Regions from separate parts of the Homo sapiens genome. Here region 2 is linked to region 1. Evidence: read pairs that join two places in POLR2A ChIA-PET (ENCODE). Cell type or tissue: Panc1. All regions are shown on one strand. Links, peaks and the distances in the headings refer to the core of each region. The heading gives the core; the rest is flanking DNA.

Region 1 (2,908 bases), core at 194-2,693:
TGTGTCCCTCTCCCTCACACTTGCAAATACATATTTTGAAAACAAGGGCAGGGTGGTGTTATACTTTTGTAGCCTGCCAGTAACTTCTTAATCCCAGGGCGCCCCTTCTTTCCTGCACCCTTCTTTCCGTGTCCATAAATAAGTCTTGAATAGCCGCGCATCGCACTCAATTGGATGACCAGCAGGGGTCCATGTGTGGGCATCCCAGATGTTAGGGATGTTTCATTATTACAAACAAAGTCGGGGTCAGCAGCCTATGAGCGCAGCTCTGTACCCGGTTACCCCAGCTAGTAACGTGTCTTAAAGTGAAGCAGCTCCGACGAGAAGTATGTACACCTTTAAAGAGATCTGTTTTGCCGCATTTTGCTGAGCTGCCTTCAGGAAGCCTGTTTGACTTTTATTGTTTTGTATTTTCCCATTGCTCCCTCTCTCTCCCTTTATTTTTAAGTGAAAAATTACAAAGACAATAGTTGAATCCATCCTCCATATTAAATTTTAAAAACAGAAGAACACAGAGCAGAAAATGCAAACCCTCCCTCAGAGCAGGAGCTTTCAAACTATAAATCAGGGCCCAGCAGCGGGGCATGAAATCAATTTATCAGATCAAGTCAATAATCTGTCAATAATTGGAATCAAGTCAATAATCAAGTCAATAATTGGAAGAATGAAATAAAATAAACACAGTAAGAATAGCAGCGTACATTTCACCTAGGGTAGCTGGAGTTTCTGCAACTTTGGCTTCAGTTATACCTATCACGTGTGAGTGAGTGTGTGTGCATATGTGTATGTGGGAGTGTATGTGTGAGCATGTGTATGTGTGTGTACCAGGTGGTTGAAATGAAGCGTATTTCTCCTGAGGGATCAAAAATGTTTGCAAGCCACCACCTGATCATCCCCATTCCTCCCTCAACCAGGACAGCCCCTGGTGACTGTTGGGTGCGTTTCTCTCCAGATTCTATTTCACATATTGACCATCCAATATGTAATATTCTCAGATGAGAACAAGCACATTCTCAAACATATTTTCCCTAATTGCAATCATGCCACATAGTGTTTGATGACACCACCACCCCCCCACCCACACACACACACATACGTACTCTGTTCTCATGCCGTTCCTACCCTGGCCCCCTCACCTGTCAATCCATCTAATCTGAGCAGGTCTGCACCTGTAGGTTGATTTGTGCCTGGCACCATCTGGATGGCTGAGGCCCCTTGAGGAATGCTGGGATCAGTGGGGAACAGAGTGAGGAGACAGCCATTGCTGGTGTCGCAGTTGCCATCACCCTCACAATTAGTATCTTTTCAAGGTCCAGTGTGGCCTTAGCAGATGGTTTAGCCTTGAGCAAGGAGAGAGAGGAGGGGCATTAAAAGAGTTCATAGAAAGGGTCTTATTTGCCCCTCGAAGGCACAGGTGGCTCCCCAGGACGGCATAGATAGAAGGAAGGGCATCCCTGGCAGAGGGCACTGCCAGTGCAAAGCCCTGGAGGCCTGAAGGTGTATGTCATGTTCAGAAAGCAAGGAGTCCTCAGTGCGGCTACAAAGCAGGAGGGTGACAAGGGCAATGAAGAAGGGGAGAGGCAGAAAGGGGCCCAGCCAGCTTGAGAAGAGCTTTAGGCACCAGCTTGCAACTCTGCTGAGCCTTTGGGGACAGAAGCCTCTGACAGTAAGGTGGGGCAGGCAGTCAGATGGGGAGGAGCCATGGGAGGCCTGAGGATGGGGCTGGGGGCACATCCATCTACCCACCCCGATGGGGGTGGGCAGGTGCACTTTCAGGGCTCAGGCTGGCATCTCCACCTTCCATCCAGCAACTCTCCTCTAGGAACTTACCTGGAGGGAATAACCAAACTGGTGAGCAAAGGGGTGAAGAGGTACCAGGAGGTCCATGGCCCCCTCTGATCCACCTGCAGGGGAGCAAGAAGAGCAGGGAGTGACATTGGGGCACTTGCTCCGGGGGCCAGGGGCCAGGCAAGTGAATTATCAGGACGACCTGATTTGGTCATCCTAACACTCCTCTTACATGAATATGACCACTCACCCCATTTCATCGACGAAGACACTGAGGCTCAGCATGTTTGGAGTGAGCTGGGCAAGGCATCATGGTCTGACCTGTGTTCCTCCAAAGACTTTGTTCCCCAAAAGTCTTTGTTCCCCCAAAAGACATGTTGAAGTCCGCATTTTTGAGGAAATGCGGGTTGTTTGGAGATAGGGCCTGGAAAGAGGTGAGTACATTGAAATGAGGTCATTAGGGTGGGCCCTGATCCAATATGACTAGTGTCCCTAAAGAAGAGATCAGGATACAGACACACAAAGGAAAGACCATATAAGGACACAGTAAGAAGGTGGCCATCTACAAGCCAAGACAGACCTCAATAGAAACCATCCTGGCTGACATCTCGGTCTTGGATTTCCAGCCTCCAGAACTGTAAGAAAATTAATTTCTTTTGTTCAAGCCGCCCATCTGCGGTATGTTGCTATAGCATGCCCCAGCAAACCAATACGCAAGGTCATGTACTACAAAGTGTTTTTGACCATAGGCCCGTCTGACCCCAGTGTCTGGGGGTTTCACTTCAGGCTCCCCAGCATCCCTTGCAGAGGCTAAAACAACTCAGGACACTGAGATTTTGCAGTCTAGAGTGACAGGAAAACTCAGCTTATAGGACAACAGGCCTGAACCGGGGCAGTGAGTGTGTGCTCTTTTATAAATATCTGCAGAGACGCTCACACACATACAGCTCTAGAAAAATCTACCCCGAGGTATTCGCAGTAGTTGTCTTTGTGTGGGTGGGATTATGAGTGTTTTCTTACTTTCTTCTTGTTGCTTCTCTGTAGCCTGTGATTTTTCTGTAGTGAATGTGTATTCCTCTTATGGCAGAAAAATAAAACGCAAAACAGCAAAAACAGTGGC
Region 2 (2,908 bases), core at 244-2,743, 54 kb before region 1:
CAGAAGGCATGTGAAGAGGTGATTCTGAGCAGTCAGGGCCAGCCTGTCGTGAATGCTGGTAGCTAGAAGGGCTAGTGCTGCCAGTCCACCACCCTCAGCTCTCAGGCCTCTGGGACTGAGTTGGCTGAAGAAAGCTGCACATGGCCATGCCTTCTCGGGGGGCAGCCCACATCCAGTGACTGGTCAGTGTGACAGCATAAAGGCCACCCCCTTCGGCCATACTTAGAACCATTCTGAAGGGCTGTCCCAGCTCCCGAGACCCCCATGGGGTTGCGGAGGCCTTGGTGAGACTTCATTGCAGCTCAGCCTCCCCCTCTGCAACATCTGCTTCCTTCCTTTCCTTCCTGGCCCAGAAAAGCCACTGCCAGCCCCTCACAGACCCGTCGGGTAAGACGGCACCAGCCTCATGGTTCTCATCACCCCCCACCCCGGCCCAGGTCCACCCCATGCCCCACAACCCCCTAGCGGCTGGATTTTCTCCCCCTGACTCACTGAGGTGTAAAGTGAACTGCCTGAGCCGAGCTGGGCAGCTCCTTGGCCAATTTCAGTGGCGTGTGCTGCATAAACATTCCCGCCACTAATGAAGGCCTCTGAAGAGGCCTGCTCCCGGGGGACCCCCGGCTTCCTGCTCCTCGGGTGTGGTGTGGGAACAGGAACATCTCTCGGGCGTCCTCATTGGGGGGCAGCTGGAGTCCACGGCAGCGGAGCAGGCCGTGGCTGAGCAGGCCAGGCAGTGGGGGCAGGCCAGGAGGAGAGCCATCCCAGGCCTCAGGAGTGCCAAGCCCACCGCATCCGCTCAGCCTGGCCACGCTGAGCAGCTGCCGTCCACCAGGCCCTGCGATGGGTGCAGGAGTTACAGGTGAGGAAGCCCAGGCTCAGGCCAGGGACCACCCAAGGTTACAGAGTGGGGAAATAAAGGACCTGAGACTGGAACCCGGGCCTGGCTGCTGATGGTGTTCCCTCCCCTGCAGCTCAGTGTGGCCGACAGGCCCCAGGTGGAGGACGGGACCTTCTCCACACACCTTCCCGATGCCCAGGGAAACCTGGTCTTAGGCGTCTGGGGCACTGCTAGCTGTGTGTGTGCCAGCATGTGTGATGCTGGTAATGCAGATCCCACACCTGGGGGTCCTGCCTGGATTATCCTTCCAAGCCCATCTGGGATACTGGAGTCCCTGCCTCCAGGAAGAAGCACGAGAGTCCACGAGCTTTAAAGGAAGCAAGGGATGCTCACCTCTGCCCACAGCTGTTGCTCTGCTGGTAAAAGGCTGTGACCTGAGTTTCCGTCCTCTGCCTTGGTCACCCCACAGGGCAGATGGTGTTGGGACCTCAGCTGTGCCATACTCCTCCTGGGTGATTGCAAGTAAGGGACTCTGCCTCTGTGGGGCTCAGTTCTCACCCAGGAGAGCCACCAGGGCTGCAAGGCACTCAGGTACCTACAAACACCTGCTGGTCAGGCGTTTGCACGTTAGACTCCTCATCTCTTAGACGGCCCCCATGTGGCCCGAATCTTCTTCCAAACTGCGCCACCTTTGCTGAGAGTTGGATGGGATGCACCTGGGAAGGCATCTGGATTCATCACATGGAGCAGGGGACCCTTTCAATCAGAGACCACTTCCAGAAAGGTGCGGAAGCAGCCACTGAGTGCTCTCCCGCTACCCGCCCCCGTGGGAATCTGGCTTTAAGCCTGGATCACAGTGAGGAGGGCCTTTGATCTTGTCTGGGGCCAGAATGGACTAGAACGTCCACATGCAGGGGACCCACAGCAACCCTGCAGGATGCGCCTCTCCCGGGATCTCATTCTCCCCAGTGAAAGCCTCTGAGGTGCTTGGGGCCTCAGAATGCAAGAGGGGCCTGGGAAGTTGGAGGGGATTAGGATTTGGGGCCTTGAATACCAGTCTGTGGAGTCTGCGCTTCTCATCGCCACCCCACCCTGGGTCAGCCTGCAGGAGCAGGCACCACAACGCCAGCCCTGCAAAGAGAGCACCCACTGAGCTGTAGGCCGTGTGGGGCCCCCAAACCCAGTCCCAGAGGTGAAGGACAAAGTAAGGTGAGGTCAAGCATGTCCCATGCTGCTGCTGTCTCCCTAGAGGGCCACCTATCGCCCTGAGATGGGCTCCAACCCTTTTTGCATCCAAATACTGTTCCTTTGTGGAGTGACGGTACCAGTCAAGGGTAGCTGGCATTTTGTTTTTGTTTTCAATGCTCTTAACTTGGCAAAATACGAACTTGGCACCCTACGACAGGAACTAAAGTTGATTTTTGAAATTTTAATTGTTTGCGAAATCCACGGGCCTGGGACTTCGTCTGAATCATCTCATTTTGTTCCTACAACAGAACCCACAGGATGGGGCACAGGGTGCCCACATTGCAAGTGAGGAGATGATGGGAGGGAAGGGCCTGCCAAGGTCTCACACCATGGGGGACGGGGGTGCGGCTGGAGCTCCCCTCCCTCCCTGACTCGGCCCCACCCCACTGCTCCCTCCTGTCCTAGGACCAGCCCCCACCCTCCTCAGATGGAGGCCTCTCTGGTCCCATGCGGCCAGCAGCAGATGGAAGGACAGACATCCTGGCATTGGCCTCCAATGTGGATCAGCCTGCCCTGACTGAGGGCTCCCCTGCACCTCCCTTAGCATGTGGCTGCCACAGTGAGACCCTCAGCCCCATTCCTGTCTCCCCTGGCAGGTTGGAAAGCCAGCCCCCAGAACAGGCACTGCGCAGACTCAGCGCTCCTGGCCCTGCCAGCCCACGGGCCCCCTCCATGTCCAGGCTCCAGCCCACAGACACGGAGGCTTGGCCTGGGGTAGTGAGCCCTGGGTCCTGGGCTGCCCTACCTGGGCTATAGGCAGCCCCACTAACCTGAAATGGCCTGGACAGACTAAAGGGTCTAACTGCAGTTACTCAATGAGAA

What was found. Peaks named below come from ENCODE experiments on the same cell type or tissue, not always from the same donor. Only the 100,000 strongest peaks of a DNase experiment are listed, where the experiment ranks them.
Region 2: POLR2A ChIA-PET joins it to region 1 with 5 read pairs; 2 of 35 experiments call an interaction of 5 or more read pairs at or near these places.

Annotation. Positions count from the first base shown.
Region 1 is chr14:101,565,511-101,568,418 of GRCh38, forward strand. LOC105370675 (a long non-coding RNA gene) reads right to left here and starts at 2,334. Exons shown (of 3, transcript XR_944225.3): 1 at 2,039-2,334; 2 at 1,831-1,904; 3 at 1,278-1,340. In Panc1, for the core only: no CTCF peak of the experiment used is centred there; no DNase peak of the experiment used is centred there.
Region 2 is chr14:101,511,669-101,514,576 of GRCh38, forward strand. No RefSeq gene overlaps it. Among named protein-coding and RNA genes, the nearest start is that of LINC03117, 37 kb to the left of the region's middle. In Panc1, for the core only: no CTCF peak of the experiment used is centred there; no DNase peak of the experiment used is centred there.